2 separate regions of the Homo sapiens genome follow, and region 2 is linked to region 1. The links are chromatin loops, found by intact Hi-C in ENCODE. Cell type or tissue: gastrocnemius medialis. All regions are shown on one strand. Links, peaks and the distances in the headings refer to the core of each region. The heading gives the core; the rest is flanking DNA. Region 1 holds the start of LOC124904049 (a long non-coding RNA gene). Region 2 overlaps LINC01482 (long intergenic non-protein coding RNA 1482).

What was found. Peaks named below come from ENCODE experiments on the same cell type or tissue, not always from the same donor. Only the 100,000 strongest peaks of a DNase experiment are listed, where the experiment ranks them.
Region 2: a loop joins it to region 1, with 3 times the contacts of the local background. A loop is called at or near these places in 3 of 110 quality-filtered maps.

The regions. Positions count from the first base shown.
Region 1 is chr17:68,693,551-68,701,888 of GRCh38, forward strand. It overlaps LOC124904049 (a long non-coding RNA gene), which reads right to left and starts at 1,549. Exons shown (of 2, transcript XR_007065887.1): 1 at 1,424-1,549. In gastrocnemius medialis, for the core only: no CTCF peak of the experiment used is centred there; DNase peaks (open chromatin) are centred at 4,651 and 5,411; H3K27ac peaks cover 350 bases.
Region 2 is chr17:68,638,322-68,646,659 of GRCh38, forward strand. It overlaps LINC01482 (long intergenic non-protein coding RNA 1482), which reads left to right. Exons shown (of 5, transcript NR_110825.1): 2 at 4,349-4,444. Among named protein-coding and RNA genes, the nearest start is that of LINC01482, 14 kb to the left of the region's middle. In gastrocnemius medialis, for the core only: no CTCF peak of the experiment used is centred there; no DNase peak of the experiment used is centred there; H3K27ac peaks cover 250 bases.

The sequences.
Region 1 (8,338 bases), core at 169-8,168:
TTTTCCTTTATATCACAAAAACCTCCCTTTTCCCCAGATCTCCTCCTCTCCTTGAAATGATTGTGTCTCTGAACAACACAGCTGCAGCTGTCTGCTCTCAGATTTTTCCCTAAACCTCAGGTCACTGACCTTCAGTGGGCTAGATTTAGTCTCCTGTGGCAGATGAGATTATTGTTCTCAGCTCTTGACTTTCTTCTGCTCTGTGAGCTTGCAGTGAACAGAAGTGGAAGAGAATGCTTCTCACCTTCTTATGACTGAGAAGCATTGATATTTGCTATTGCAAGCCACTCAGTTTTAGGGTCGTATGTTTCTCAGCATGATTGCAGCCAGAACTAATTCACTTCTCAAAAGATAAAGAATTTGGGTTGCCACTGGTCCCACCAAAAGACTTCAAAACATATTACAAAAGAAGGGCTCACCATGGTGGTGAGGGCTTGGAAAGGGGTGAAGACCAGCCAAGACTGATAGTACTTGTGCACGTCAATGTCTCCTTAGAGACTGCGGCGCTCCTTCCAGCCGGCTAGTCTCTTCTCCACCTCTTGTTCATGAAGCGCTGGAAAGGGCCCTGCTGGGGCAGACCTGCAGTGCCTGCAGAGGAGCCAGATAGCATGTGGTTACCAAGTACCACGTGCCCACTCCAAGGCAAGGTGTACTTTCTAAAGCAGGCGGTTCTTGTTCATGCCTCTCGTTTATTAGTGGACTTCCATTTATCTTTCTTAGTCTTCTGTAGGCTTGGGGAGGCAGACCAAAGTTTTCTGTAGGCTTGGGGAGGCAGACACAAAGTTTTCTGTAGGCTTGGGGAGGCAGACACAAGAGCCATCCCCTTATTTGCTGCTGGGAACCTGGGACTGAGCTCTAGCTCTAACTGTGCCACTCACTACGAGACCTTGCCTCGTCACTCATCTCTGCAGTGCATTATTGATTAAGATCTTTTTATAGCCATGAGATTGCATGATTTACGTTAAAAAAAGGCATGACGAGAATGTCATGGGTTGAGAGTCATTCTTCCCAGAGTCAGGAGGTAGGATCTGATGTGTGATGAGGGGTCCTGTCTTGCAATTCTCATCTTGCCTCTATTAGAAACCGAGAAGCAAAGGAACCCCATTTGCCTTCCACTAGGAAAGACACCAACATAGGGTGCCCAGTGAATTCTGCCAACCAGGAAGTCTTCCTTAACAATAGCCTCCTGCCCAGGACAGGTCTACAGGTTGGTTTATCAACAGCAACTCCTGTGCTTGGGGCCACAGCTCCAGCAGCACCAGACTTTGGCTTCCAATTGCTTTGACCCCAGATCTCCGCTGGTTTTCCTAGTTCCTGACTATCTCACTCTCAACTGGTTTCTCTCTTCTGGTCTAGCTCATTTGGACTGACAACAGAGGCCCAAATTTGGCTTGTACATCAGTTTCTCCCTTGGAGCTCATACCTGCTCTTGTTCTGTCCACGTGTGGTCACTGGGAGAATGATGCCCAGCCTAGATTCTTGACCAGAAAACCTTCCTCAGCCATGCTTGACCATCCGCCTTGTGTTCAGAGGAGGCTCAGCAAATGCTACCTCTACCCACATCTTGACTTATTTTATACTCCACACAGCCAGGGGTGTGGTTGGCAACTGGTGGTTGTGGTGAATGGATTCCAGCTTCTGATGGCCGAGCGTGCCCTCCTTTCTGGCTGAGACACCTGGGAGGGTGGGGGTGTGCTAAGGAGTGGGCAGCTGGACACACCACAAGAACCTCATGGCAATTAGGGAGTTAGGCCATTTCCTGCCTCCCACACAGCAGGAAACAAAGATGTGTGTTGTTTTATTTCTTCCAGCATTGACCATAAAGATGCCAGACAGGAACTGAGATAGAAGCTCTGGAGGCAGGCAGGAGACAGAGGAGCTGGCAAAAATCAGAGGTCATCGGGGACTTCAGAGATCAAATATCCTCCTTCTCAGATGAGGAAACTTAGACCCAGCAAAGTGAAAGCAAGCATTTTCCCAAGGGCTGTCACTCTCTTGCATCAAGTTTAAATTAATTTAGGCAGCGTCAGGTTGGAGACTGGGTTCCAAAAAAGGTAGTTTCCAGAGTTCACCTTGAAGAGCAGCAGCTTGATGCCAGTGGACCTCAAAGGGGCCAGCCCAACTGGTCATTCTGATTGGTTCAGAGCTGACCTAGTGCAGAGCTGTGCCTGCAGTGAAACATGAGAGAGGCCTCCATCCCTGGACTTCTCTGGCTCTTCTCTTTCTCCTGATTTGTCATCTTGCCTTTCTTCAGAAGAGTCACCATCGTCATCACCACCATCATCACCATCATCACAACTATCATCACCATCACCATCGTCATCATCATCACTACCATCACCATTATAATTATCATCACCCTCAACATCACCATCACCATCACCATCATCACCACTACCACCATCATCACCATTATCATTACATTTTTACTATAGGAGCTGAAGCTTGCATGTATCTCTTCTTCTGGCTGTATCACCCACTGCCCTCCACCCATTGCTCTCCTGCCTCCTCCTGCCTAACTCCTATTCATCTTTCAGGACCCTAATCTGGGCTTCCAATGAAGTGTCACCTCTACTGCAGGCCTTTCTGGCCCCCAAATCAGAATTAGCTCCTCCTCCTCCGGGCTTCCACACCATTTACTTCAAGGGTCTGTGTCCCCGAGTTGATTTATTGCTTGTGTAAGTGATCAAGTAGAGATACTTAATAATGTCCCACTCAGACTCCAAGGTCCCTGAGAACGATGCCTGCGTTTTATCTTTCTACATGAATTACATGTCATGTAGGAAGTGCTCACCAGGAGTTTGTCACATTAAACGACTAAGTTTTGAAGGAGGACGTTTCTGGATTTTAACATAATAGGAAGAAAGTTAGGATAATACCAAACTTTTCCAAAATGCCTCTTTCACACAAAGCAAAATGAGCCTAGTAACTACAGGATAAGGTATCAGGGGATGAGACTCATAACAGCGTATGTAGTCAACATGGAGCAGAAATTTAGGGTATGGAAGAGGAACAGGGGTGCCCAGGGGGTTGGAAAAAATCATTAGGAATATCAGAAAACCGTTCGATTTTAAGAATTTCTTATTTTTTTTTCTCTTTTTGAGGATTGCTGGAGAGGTTTATTGTGCATTATGACTGACTTCAAGGGCTTTGTTTCTCTCCCCGAGCTGCCCTTACACGGAGGCAGAGAGGTGACGGGGGTGGGTGGGGGTGGTGAGAGTGGGGATGGTGGTGAACAGAAACCCCTTACTCCTGCTTTTTTGGTCTTGGTCTATCACAACACCTTGTTTACTCAGCCCACCCCTGTATAGGGTACATTGTCACTTCTCAGTCTGCAAAGGATAAGAGATAAAAAGGGATCCTTGAAAGACTTACGTCACGCATTAGGAAGCTCTTTGCTATTGGAGAAGACAATTCCCAGCTTCATCCCACAGGTTTGTTGGTGGTCAGACTTGAAGAGATTAATGGTGGATAAACAGGTCCCAGGGAAAGTGGCAGCATCCAATCTGTTGCCAGGAAGCAGGGAGAGAAATGCCACACCGTAGGATTCCATATATGGCACTCACTTCTTCCATGGCTAGATTAGGGGTGCCTGACCTTACAGCATAACAAGAAAGAGGCTTGTGCAGCTGAGAAGGAAGCAGACCCCCAACCCATAGCCAAGAATGAAAACTCTGGTTAGGAGATAAACAGAATCTACCTGATATTCTGATATGCTTTTCTAGAAGTTCTGAGAATGTGATGAACATGGTGGAAAAGTCTCTTTGCCAGGTGCATTATTGGTAAGTTGCTCTGCTAATGCCACATGAGTTGATTCTCATTGTGGGGGTTTTACTGAGTGGAGAAGATAATTAGGAGCTACAATAGGATTGTTTAATTAGATAATTAAAGAATAAATTATGTGACCCTCTCATTTTTCTGTATGTGTACAGGCTTATTATTATTATTATTTTTTACTTTAGTGCAAGGGTCAATCAACTTCCTCTTAAAGGACCAGGTATCAAATATTGTAGGCATTGTGGGCCATGTGGTCTCTGTTGCAATTATACAACACAGCTGTTGGAACACAAAAGTAACAATATGTGAATGAGTAGGCATGGCTGTGTTTCAATAAAACTTTACATATGAACACTAACATTTGACTTCCATATAATTTCCATGTGTCAAAAAAAAACTGTTCATTTGATTTATTTGTCAACCATCTAAAAATGGAAAACCATTCTTCACTCACAAACCATACAAAGTGGTAGAACAAATTTGGCCTGTGGGCTGTAGTTTGCTGACTCCTGTCTTAGGGGATGCCTCAGTGCACCTCCTGTTGTAAGGAGATTGGAGCTAGTTTCCAAGATAGAAATGAGTAATTTTGAAGTTTCCCCAGCAATTTCAAAATCCATTTTCAGGCTAGATAACTGGTCCATGATAAGTCTGAAAAGAAACAAGCCTGGACTTGCCTGCCTAACTCCATTATGAAATCTGTGGCTTCCAGGGACCTTGAAGTCTTCCAGGTCATATTCTAGACTTTATGACCACATTTAAACCAACTTAGGGATACACAGCCCCTGTCTGTTAGAGGAAAACATACCTTAACTCCTAGAGTAAACAATTTCATCCTCATGTCCCTTAAGCACTCATTTTCACACTGGCCAGCTTTCAGGGGTGTGATGCAATCTGACTTCCTAATGTTGTGGATGAGTAGTGTAATGTAATGTAATGTAATGATGTAATGTAATGGAGAGAGTTGTTTATTCCCCTACACATATGCACCAAAGGGGTAAATAATGGCGACTCTCCATTTCTGGGTTTTATTTGACATTTTCCTCTACTGGGCCAGCTATGACCTTAGGTGTGGATCATTTCCTTTTCCCTAGATGGAAGGAGCTGATGTTATGGAGAACGGGGGTGGTGTTTGCTGATGTGGTTCCTGAATGTTTCCAGCAGCCCAGAGTGAAGCACCACTATAACAGAATTTAAAAATAGAGAATAAAGTAAGCTTAATGTAGCAGTTTTCTCAAGACACCAGAGTAGGCATTTAAAAAATAACTCAGGATGATTCTTTCTGGAGTCTGCCAAGGCGCTGAATTCTGAGACCATGGTGGGATTCTGATATTTAAAAAAATGTTCGTTGGTGGGGGTGGGGAGGTGATGGACTGGCATAGTTTAGTGCAGTATCTTGTATCTAGTAGGCTCTCCATAAAGGTTTACTATACAAATGAAGGGGGTGAGGGTTTAGGAGAGCATTTTGTCTGAACAGGAATTCTGGTTTCCTTCCAGCTGAACTGCCTCTTGGGTTGCCTCTCAGGTCTTTGTAGAAACATATGACATTCTGAGGAGTGGAGAGAAGTTCCCCTTTGGATCCCAGGCAATTGGCACGTCAAATCCAGTCTTACTTTTATGACACCAGAGTCCACACGGCTTCCTGTTTCTAACAGCTGCTACTGGCTCAGCATTATCTCAAAAGAGGAATCCAGCTTCCTTGGTTTTTGCCAAAGCCCAAATCAATAAGCATCTGCTTTCTGCTGCATTTGCAATTGGCCCTACTGGCAGCAGGGAATGTTGAGCACGTAGAAGCCATGAGCCCCCACCTAGCTCAGGACTTGTTCTGGATTGTAGAGACTGTTCCTTTGTAGGGGAGAAGGAACTGGGGGTTCGGAGGGGTGGGAGAAGTGGAGGCTGGGGCTCTGTGTTGCCCTGTTTCCTTGTGAGATAACTAGGAAGTCTGGGCAATTTTTAAGTTCCCATCATTAATTACAATTTTGTTTTTTTTGCTGGGGGGAGTGGGCGGAGAAGGAGGGGAAGTTGGAAAGGGGTTGCTCTCTGGAAGTTATGAGACCCTGGAAAGAGAGAAGACATATTCAAAGAAAATTGAGACAAATTTTTTTTTTTTTTTTTTTTTTTGAGGCGGAGTCTCGCTCTGTCCCCTGGGCTGGAGTGCAGTGGCACCATCTTGGCTCACTGCAAGCTCTGCCTCCCAGGTTCACACCATTCTCCTGCCTCAGCTTCCTGAGTAGCTGGGACTACAGGTGCCTGCCACCACACCCGGCTAATTTTTTGTATTTTTAGTAGAGATGGGGTTTCACCATGTTAGCCAGGATGGTCTCGATCTTCTGACCTCGTGATCCGCCCACCTCAGCCTCCCAAAGTACTGGGATTACAGGCATGAGCCACTGCGCCTAGCCAAATTGAGACAAATTCTAAAGATTGTTTATAACCTCAAAATTAGTTCCATGCCCTTGATGCCAGAAGCATTTCTCCTCTGGTACAGAAAAGGCAAGTTTGCATGTTGACATTAGACTCTAGTCTCTTTAAGGTAAAATTCAGGTTCTACTGATCTTTGAAGCCTTGGCATCCAGCATGAAGCATGACATAGAGTAGGTGCTTAATACTTGTAGGTGACAGAGTGAACATCAGATGAGCAAGCAGAATACATGCTGAGCACCATCAGCTTTTCTGGATATGTGGGAAATTTAATCTTTTCTCAATACGATCCCAGCCTTTCTCTACCCAGAGACAAGCTGTTATCTGCAAAAAGTAGCAGAATTACATTCAACATCCAGACCTGCGATAGTGGCTTGAAAAGGTGTGCGACGTGTTGAATTTCAATCCCTTTGCTGAAAATAAATGGAAAAATGTGTTATCGCTGCTCGTGTCTCTTTGGCTTATCATGTCTTTAACAGTTTTGTTAAAAAGGGAATTCAGTCTTCAGACCACTGGGAAACTATCAAGCTTTGGCTAGAGCAGGAATTTTCAACCCTGGTGGTATGCTGGAGCCTCCTGAGGGGTTTAAAAGAATCCCAACACACAGGTGCACTCTACACCAATTGCATCTGAGTTTTGGCAAGTGGGATCCTGGACAAGCTCTCCAGGTAACTCAGATGTGGGCAGCCTAGGCTGAGACACCCCTGAGTTGGCATTTACCCATGCTGGAGCACTAGCGCCAAATAGCTGCTCCTCCGATTGCAAAATAGCAGTCAAACCAGGGGGCTCTGGAGAGTGGAAATAATAATCCTGTGGATTACAGTATTTGATTACAGTCAGCACTTTTTATTTTTGGCAGTGGTTCCAACAAGTCAAGCAAACCCTGAATCTTTATATAAAAAAGTCATTTAGTTGGATTAAAGCTTTATTGCTTTTTGCCAACTTTTGAATTGGGTGGAAACTATTAGTGCTAGAGAAATGTCATGATTTCTTTCAGAGCAAGGTTTGTGTTACAGTTTTCCGAATCCCCAGCTCCTAGAATGAGGCCTGCCATGTGGTAGCTAGTCAAAAACGCTACAATAATTACAGTAGCTGCTGCTTGCTGGGTACCTACTGTTACACTGAACACCTCATGTAATCTTCAAAACAACCATATGAGGTAGGTCCTATTAGTATCTTCCTTTAGGAAGGTGAAGAAGGCAGAATTCTAAGACGATGCCAACATTCTGCCCCCTATTGTGCCTGCCCTATATAATCCCCTCTCCTTGAATGTGGGCCAGACCCATGAATATGATGGGATGTCGCTCCTGTGATTATATGATGGCAAAGGTGAAGAACTCTTGCAGATGTGACTAAGTTTCCTTATCAGCTGACTCTAAAGTAATCAAAAGGGAGCTTATCTTGGGTAGGCCTGGCCTTATCAGGTGAGCCCTTTAAAAGAAGTGTTAGAGATTGGAGGCCTGCTAATAAGCAAGTCACCGTGAGTACTAATGCTGTAAGGAAATAGATTCTGCTGACATCCCAGAGCTCCAGATAAGACTCTGAGTAAGAGGACTTAGCTAAGACACCCAGATTCCCAACCCACAGAAACCATGACATAATAAACAGGTGTTGTTTTAAGCCACTAAATATGTGATAATTTGTTATGCAGCAATAGAACACTAATACACCAGTGGAAAAGTCATGATACAGAGAGGTTAAAGGGCTTGGCCAATGATCCACATTATGAGCTGGTGGAGCTGGGAGTGAAACCCTGACATTTCTGACCCCAAGCTGTTTAATCATGTCACCATCACCACCATTTATTTATAAAATGAGGCTCATTTGCACTAGCCCACTGGCTTTCTGAAAGCTATAAACTGGGACAAAACCAAGGTGGATTCAAAGTCTTGCTTGCTTTGTGCAATGATGTGGAATTAGAGGCAGGAGCTGCCAGCATATGCCACACATGTGGAGGGTCAGGGCCAGAGGCGTGGAAATGGTGTCTTTTCCAGATCCACACTCCAAGCTGTGCCCCCAAGTTGGTACGTATGTCAGTCGTGAACAAGAGAAGGACTGAAGAAGGCTGTTTTAATCACAACTGGGACCTCAAAGGCCAATTTACTGAACATCAAATAAACCTTAAGAAAGAAAGAGATGGGGC
Region 2 (8,338 bases), core at 333-8,332, 55 kb before region 1:
GCTCTGTCACCCAGGTTGGAGTGCAGTGGCACGATCTCGGCTCACTGCAACCTCTGCCTCCTGGGTTCAAGCGATTCTCCTTCCTCAGCCTCCCAAGTAGTTGGGATTACAGGTCTGTGCCATCACACCTGGCTAATTTTTGTATTTTTAGTAGAGACCAGGTTTCATCATGTTGGCCAGGCTGGTCTTGAACTCCTGACTTCAAGTGATCCGCCCACCTCAGCCTCCCAAAGTGCTGGGATTACAGGCATGCATAATATAGATGCACTATAGTTTATTGAACTATTTCCAAATGATGGACATTTAGGTTGTTTTCCCTGTTAAAAATGATGATATAGTCAGCAACAAATGACTTTGTTTCTTCCAGGGACTCTTTCTCTGAGACAAATAATGGAAGTGGAATTGTCAGAGGCATGTGAACCATAGCAACTCCATCTTAAATAGGAGCTGGGTAAAATGAGGCTGAAACCTACTGGGCTGCATTCCCAGACAGTTAAGGCATTCTAAGTCACAGGATGAGATAGGAGGTCAGTGCAAAATACAGGTCATAAAAACTTTGCTGATAACACAGGTTGCAGTAAAGAAGCTGGCCAAAACTCACCAAAACCAAAATGGTGACAAGAGTGACCTCTGGTCATCCTCACTACTACATGCCCACCAGTCCTATGACAGTTTACACATGCCATGGCAACATCAGGAAGTTACCCTATATGGTCTAAAAAGGGGAGGCATGAATAATCCACCCCTTGTTTAGCATCTCATCAAGAAATAACCACAAAAATGGGCAACCAGCAGCCCTTGGGGCTGCTCTGTCTATGGAGTAGCCATTCTTTTATTCCTTTACTTTCTTAATAAACTTGCTTTCACTTTGCACTGCAGACTTGCTCTGAATTCTTTCTTGCGGGAGATCCAAGAACCCTCTCTTGGGGTCTGGATCGGGACCCCTTTCCTGTAACGGAACTGCTGGGTCAAAGGAGGAGTATATTTGAATTATCGTTGCATTTAGAGCAGTGTTTCTCAACCGTTTTTTCTGTTATTATCCTCCCCCCAGAAAAAATTAAATTGAAATTATTAAATTAAAGTAAAATGACAAGCTAATTTAATTGTAAATTAAGTTAATTAAATTACATTAAATTTCTCCCTGATACGAGAAATTAAATACTAAAGAATAAGATTTTGTTGAGTAGGGTTGTAATATTGCCCCCTTTGAGAATGCATGATTCGGATAAACACAAGTTGAAAACTTTTTGTTTGGCGAGTCTATGGAATAGACACATCCCTCTGTTGTAAGGGTTGTAAGATCCAACTCTTGAAACCTGTGCAGCCTCTAGTAATTGTAGCTTGTCTGGAGCCCTTCAAAAATATTTACTAAATGGAACTGAATGTTGATAACACAACGTCTTAGAACATTATCATACCCGCCATAAAGCAGAGCAGATAGACTGGGTTAATTTATTCTCCTTCCTTTTACATTAATTAACATTGTCAAGAATCACTAGAATGTCACTTGATAATTCACAGAGAAAAAACATGGAGAAGAAATAATTGGGCCGGAGGCTGTCACTCGTGAGAGCTTGCTTAGGCATTCCTTTTGCAGAAGCTGTGCATCATTGAGGAGCAGGGAACCTGGCCCATGAGGCTCATTGTTTGACATATGCTCTGTGAAAAGTAGGGTGGCAGGAAAACCTAAGCTGTTGCATTTGCTATGTGAGAAAAAACTTGATGGCCCCGAAAGAAACTGGCCCCCCTGATGTGGGAAAACTGCAAAAGGAAAGGCATGACATTTAGAAATCATTTCTTTAGCTCTGTCGTATGAATCCAGTGATCATATTAGATGTGAAAGGAAGGGGACTTTCAATCATTACAGGAACAAGACAAAAGTCACCAAGCAGAGAGAATAGGAATAGGGGCACAGACACAGCTGTTGTCTCAGTGCTGTTGGGAGAATAAGGATGCTTTTGCCGTCTCTACTGCAGAAAAGCTGTGGTCTAATCTTTCTGCCTTGCACTGGCTGTGTTGCTTGGACAAATTGCTTGGTGGCTCTGGTCCTCAGCTGGGCTGCATGAGCTGGAAGCAAAGGTTTTGCTCAAATCACTTGAGTGGAGAGATTTGATGTCAAAACATTTGGAATTACAGCTGAGAGCTAATAAAATGCTAATGTAGGAATGAAAAGACTTCCTGGAGTTCTAAGTAACATTTTTATGTATGTGTGAACATTTTAATTTTCATATTTATGGTTTCACTTTAAAGTGAATTAGAAAAAAATCACATTAAACTACTGACTTCATAGATAATATTTATTGCTTTGGATGTGTCTCTTAAGAAACAAAATTCATTGTAAATTGACTTAAATAAAAATAACACATAAGGGTTGTATATGGATATGGTTAAAAAAAGACTGAAGGAGTTTTGGAATGAATACGGTTTGGGAAACAGTGACTATGCCATTTTTTTTTCCCCCTAGAATTGGCTCCATGCCCCACCACTTAGCATAGACTGGTCAGAAGCAGTTAAAATCATTCCTTGTGTTTTCTGTAGCTGAGAAGGAAGAACATGGAAGAACTCTCCAAGATGGTTTCAGCACTTTTGTTAGGAATCCAAAACATAAGACATTTTCTCTTAAAAATACTAATAGCTAACTTTTATTGAGGGCTCCTTGTGCCAGGCACTATTCTAAATATTTTATGTATTTTCTTTCATCTAATCCTCATGACAACCCTGGGAACTAAATTCCAGTATTACCCTTTTTTTTTTTTTTTTTTTTTGAGATAGGGTCTCATTCTGTCACCCAGGCTGGAGTGCAGTGCCGCAATTTTGGCTCACTGCAACCTCTACCTCCCAGGTTCAAGCGATTCTCCTGTCTCAGCCTTCTGAGTAGCTGGGACTATAGGTGCACGCCACCACGCCCAGCTAATTTTTGTATTTTTAGTAGAGATGGGGTTTTACCATGTTGGCCAGGCTGGTCTTGAACTCCTGACCTCGAGCGATCCTCCCACCTTGGCCTCCCAAAGTGCTGAGATTACAGGCGTGAGCCACCACACCTGGCTAGTATTATCATTTTTGTCTCCATTTCACAGATTAGGAAATTGAGGTCCAGAGAGCCTGTTGCTTAAGGCTCCAGAGCTGATAAAGTAGCTAGGCTTTGAACTCAGGCAGACTAATTCCAGGGCCTGTCATTTTCTCCATGCCATTCTTATGATTGCAAGACCTCCCAGAATGAGGAATCCTTCCTGCTGGAACAGCTAGGAGTCTCGATTTTTCCGGAAGCTTGAGGCTGGCTTCCTAGACAAGTGCTTCTCACACTTTAATGAGCTTTCCAAATCACCAAGGGATCTTGTGTGAAAACCAGGATTAAGGAGATGTGGGTTGGGACCAGAGATCCAGCATTTCTAACAAGCTCCCAGGCAATGCTGCTCCTGATGATCCCTGGAGTGTGCTTTGAATAGAAAGGTCAAGAGCCTCTTATTTTTATGGAATGCACCTCTCTTGCTTTTTATTCCCCTGCCCTGTCTCCAAGGCATCAACTGAGTTCAGGGTGCACATGAAGTTGGATACAAACCCACGTTGTTGAGACCGGACATTTGGCGATTAGATTCAGCACAGATGTGTCCTCAGATTTCTCCCTTTCTTTGTTGGCTACAAAGGGAGCATATCTAACTCCTCTCAAAGAGAAAAGCAACCAATGGCATCATGTCCATAGGGCAAAGGCTTAGCTCTCCCTTTTTAGGGAAACAAGATTCCTAATACATTGAGAGAGCGTTCAGTGTTAGTCTTGAGCCTTGGGCTGCAAACCTGTTTTTTTAACTTTATGTAACATCTTGGCTCTTTTTCCAAAAAGAAGTGTTTCAAAATTGTTTGACGTCCCTGCTCTGGGATGTCTACAAAGAGACAAATTGTCCTTTCATATGAGTTGACCTGGCAATGAAGCATGGCCTGTCCCTTTTGCTGTCCAGAAATCTCCCAAACTTGTGGCCGGTAACCTCTTCCTTTCTATCCTTTCCGAAGATTCCCTTTGGATGGAAGTCAGCTGTGAATGCTCTCCTGATTTGCATTCAATTGTATAAATTGTCATAGGTACGACTCTTTGTTCAGAAGCTTGAGTGTATGAGAAAAACAACTTATAATGTATTTTTGAAATTCAATCTAATTTATATTTCAATCTCCTATTTCTCTAGGGCGGAAAAATGTAATCTCAGTTAATTTGAGGTTTCTTCCTGCCCTGGCATTGTATTTAAATTCAGGGGAACTGGATGTCTCATGGGTTTTTCTACTTTTTAATATAATCTGGTTATATGGGCATTGGGTAAGATATCTGCCGCCTGATTTGATCCTTCCTCATTGGCCCAAGCATGTCACCACGGAGACTTCCTTGTTCGTGTCTATATGGTTCATACATGGCCTTCCCCTTAATTAAAGATGTCTTCCGAGGAACATTTTGTCTAAGGTAAGAATCCTTTCCAGACTCCTAACATCATAGGCTTTTAAAACATTGGAGCCAGGAAAAATATTGTTTGTTTCTCTGCTTCCTTCTTTAAGCTCAACCTTATGCCCTAACCAATAAACATAAATTAGCTTTGCTGTTAAAAATGGAGAAAAGGCCAAAAAAGAGATACCATAGATACATATTTAAAAAATATCACTTTGCTACAAAATCTAATGTCCCAGATGAATTGCCATGCAATTTGTGCAGATCTATGTACGTTTCTATTCTTTTTCCATGCTGCACCTGTTTAAATGATAGATCATTCTCCTAAATGCTCTTCCTTGTACTTGTCCTTCTCTGCTATGGTTCACTCAGCCTCTGGCAAAGAAGTATGGAACTGGGAGAGGTGGAAGATTCGGAGCTAGAGGAGAAGGAAGGAGGATAATGAAGCACACCTGAGAACTTTGCTGCATCGTGGTTTTGAAAGTGTGGCTTTTACTGTTGCCCATCATATGCAACTGAGTTCAGAGGGCACATAAAGTTGGATACAAACCACTTTGGTGAACCAGACATTTGGCGATTAGATCCAGCGCAGATGCATCTATATGCAAGTTTTTAGTGAGATGAGACATAGTAATGGTGATTAACTCGATTGTTGATATAATACTGGTGGTAAGCTCATTTTAATGTGTAGTTTATTGGAGTTGTTAAGGACATTATTTTCAGAGTAAGAAAGCCACATTTGATTCCTGGCTTTGGCACTTCCACATAGTTGACTTGGGCAAGCTACTAAACCTTCCCAATTATTGCAATGGGAATAACAGTGGTGTCTATATGGTAGGATTGCTGTAAGATTTGAATAAGGTGATGTAATGCACACTAAGAGCTAAGTATAATGAGTGCCTGGCTCATGGCAAGCAGAATGAATGTTAACTTATAATAACAATCATATAAAAAGAGTCAATTTTCTGAAAATTTCCTCATTTTAGTTATCTTTAAGTAGGTCTTTTCTTTGTCCTTATTTCTGAGCATGGAAAAAACCCCAGAGGCAAAGACCATTAGTCAACTGATCTTAAGGACCAGCAGACAAAGCTTCTGATGTAAATTTGCCATCATTCCCTTCACCTCAGAAGTTATGTCTCTAACATATCTTATGTTGAGTGTGCTGACTTAGCAAACCTGATGCCCTAGTTTTAATACACAAGACTTGCAGCATGACCACCAGGAAAATGTTTCCAAATGCTTGTTGTGGAAAGAGTAGTTAGTCTGCACCTGTCAACATCGCAACTGGATTCGTCTCAAAATGCAAGACACATGGTTCGGAAGCTGGCAAAGGAAAGGATATTTTCACCCTAAAAACACAGCTCATTTCCATTAATTGAGTCTGAATAGTCACAAGTTGCAAAGCTCCAGACAGGTTTTCACAAGCCCAAGAGCAGGGACTGACAATATTTACAGCGCTCTAAGCTGAATCGTATTACTAGGAAGTTCATAAACATGGAGGATGCCTGCTCTGCTGTCACTTGTGTGATATCTGGGCTTCTGCTATGATTTTCTGGGCTCCTTTAATCCAGGACCTATGGTTGGGAATGACAAACATCTACCAGTTTCTGAGTTCCAACTCATGTTGGTTGCTATTATGCCACCCAGGTCACTCTCTTGGGAGGTCTCCATGGAGCTCCTCTTTCCATCTCTAGACACTCTCTCAATCCTTGCATGTTTCTCTCATCCTTTCTCTCAGCTTTGCTTTTTTCCCATCTAGTTTCCTCTTCAACAAAACAAAATAAACATCACAGAAATGAACCGATGTCATCCAGTTTGGCAGAAGTTTTGTCTTTATGGGGTATTATAATATTTACCTCTTTCCAAACTTCTTGATATTGAAGTTTCCTCTGACTTCTGTAGGTTCCTCTCTTAGGACTCTATAGAGTCGGGAATTTTAGTCGTTCTTCCACTTACGTCACCAGAGGATGAACATATCTGTTTTTATATGTTGCACAAGGATAGCATAAGAGACAAATGAAGTGTTGTTTCACTTCATGAACAACAAAAGAAAGATAAATAAAGTAGGAACTTTTGTTTTTAGGCAATGATGTGAATGAATTTAAATTCATATTGATTATATAAGCAATAATAATAACACATCGTGGGATTTAAAATATATTTAGATTTAAAATGTAGGCTAATTTAAACATAAATAAGAATGGGGCTGAATGGAGTTAAAGGGTTCCAAGGTCTTTGTCTGGAGAGTAGGTAAAGACACCAATTAATGTTCTGCTTTGATAAGCCAAGGATGCATGTTATAATTTCCAGGTAGCACTAAAAGAATGGTTAATGCACGTACAACTTTCATGCTAATAGAGAAAAGATGTAATAATAAAGAAATCAATTCGAAACAAGATGAGAAAAGACAAAAAAGGAACAAAGAACAGATGGAACAAATAGAAAACACATGATAGATGGTATTTTATCTGCTTGATGACATACTTACTACTGAATTATGTCCCCTTCTCTTCCCCAAATTCATATATTGAAATTCTAACCTCCAATACCTAAGAATGTGACCGTTATTTGGAAATAGTGCCTTTATAGAAGTAATCAAGGTTAAATGTGATCATTAAGGTAAATGTGATCCAAAATGACTGGTCTCTCTATAAGAAGAGAATATTAGGATACAGAGACACAGAGCAGAGATCATGTGCAGACAGAGGGAAAAGATAGCCATTTACAAGTCAGGGAGAGATGCCTCAGAAGAAGCCAGCCCAGCTGATGCCTTGATTTGGACTTCTAGCCTCCAGAACTATGAGAAAACAAGTATGTATTGTTTAAGCTGTCAGGTCTGTGGTATTTTGTTGTGGCAGCCCTAGCAAACTAATACAGCTTCCTAGACATATCAGTATTTATGTCAAATGCAAATGGACTATATGGTCAAATTAAAAGGCTCAAATTGCAATGAAAGAAGACCCTTGTTGGTTACAAGAGACATATCAAGAACACAAGAATGTGGAAAGATTAGAATAAAAAGGTGAAAAAAAAAGATAACACTATGAAAACTCTAACCAAAAGAAATTTGATGTAGCTATGTTAAGATTAAAAATGCTGTTTTTAATGCAAAAAGACTGGTAGAGATAAAGAGGAATTTCATAATGCCAGAAGGATCAATTTACCAAGAAGGTATAAAAATTCTCAATTTGTATAGATCCAGTAATATGGAATCAAAAAGGCAGAAATGAATAGAGTCACAGTCATACTGACAGATTTTTATCACACTTGTCAGTGGCTGATAAAATAAGTAGATATAAAACAGCAATAATACACAAAACTTGAATAATGCAATCAACAAATTTTACCTAAGGACATGTAGAGAATATTGCAGCCAACAACTGGAGAATACTTACTAATTTCAAGCACAATAAAAATTGGCTATATGCTGAAACGTAAAGGAAGTCTCACCAGATTTCATGATGCAAATTATATAGTGTTTGATTTCTAAACACATTTAATAAAGTTGAAAATCAGTAACAACAAATGGTCCTGGAGTAACTAGGCATCTATATGCAAAAAGTGAACTTCAACCTGTACGTTGTACATAAGAATGAACTCAAAATAGATTTTAGATCTAAATGAAAAAGCTAACATTATAAAAAAATTAGAAAAAAAAACAGAGGAGAAAAGTCTTCATGTCTTCATGGCCTTTGGAGAAGAAAAGATTTCTTACACAGATCACAAAAAGGCACTAATCATAAAAATTAGTCATAATAATTGGACTTCATTGAATTTAAAACTTTGCTTTTCGAAAGACACTGTTAAGAATCAAAGAAGCAAGCCACAGACTCAGATGAAATATTTGCAATACTCATATATGACAAATGATTTGTGTCCAGAATGTATAAGTAACTCTTGCAGCTGAATGGT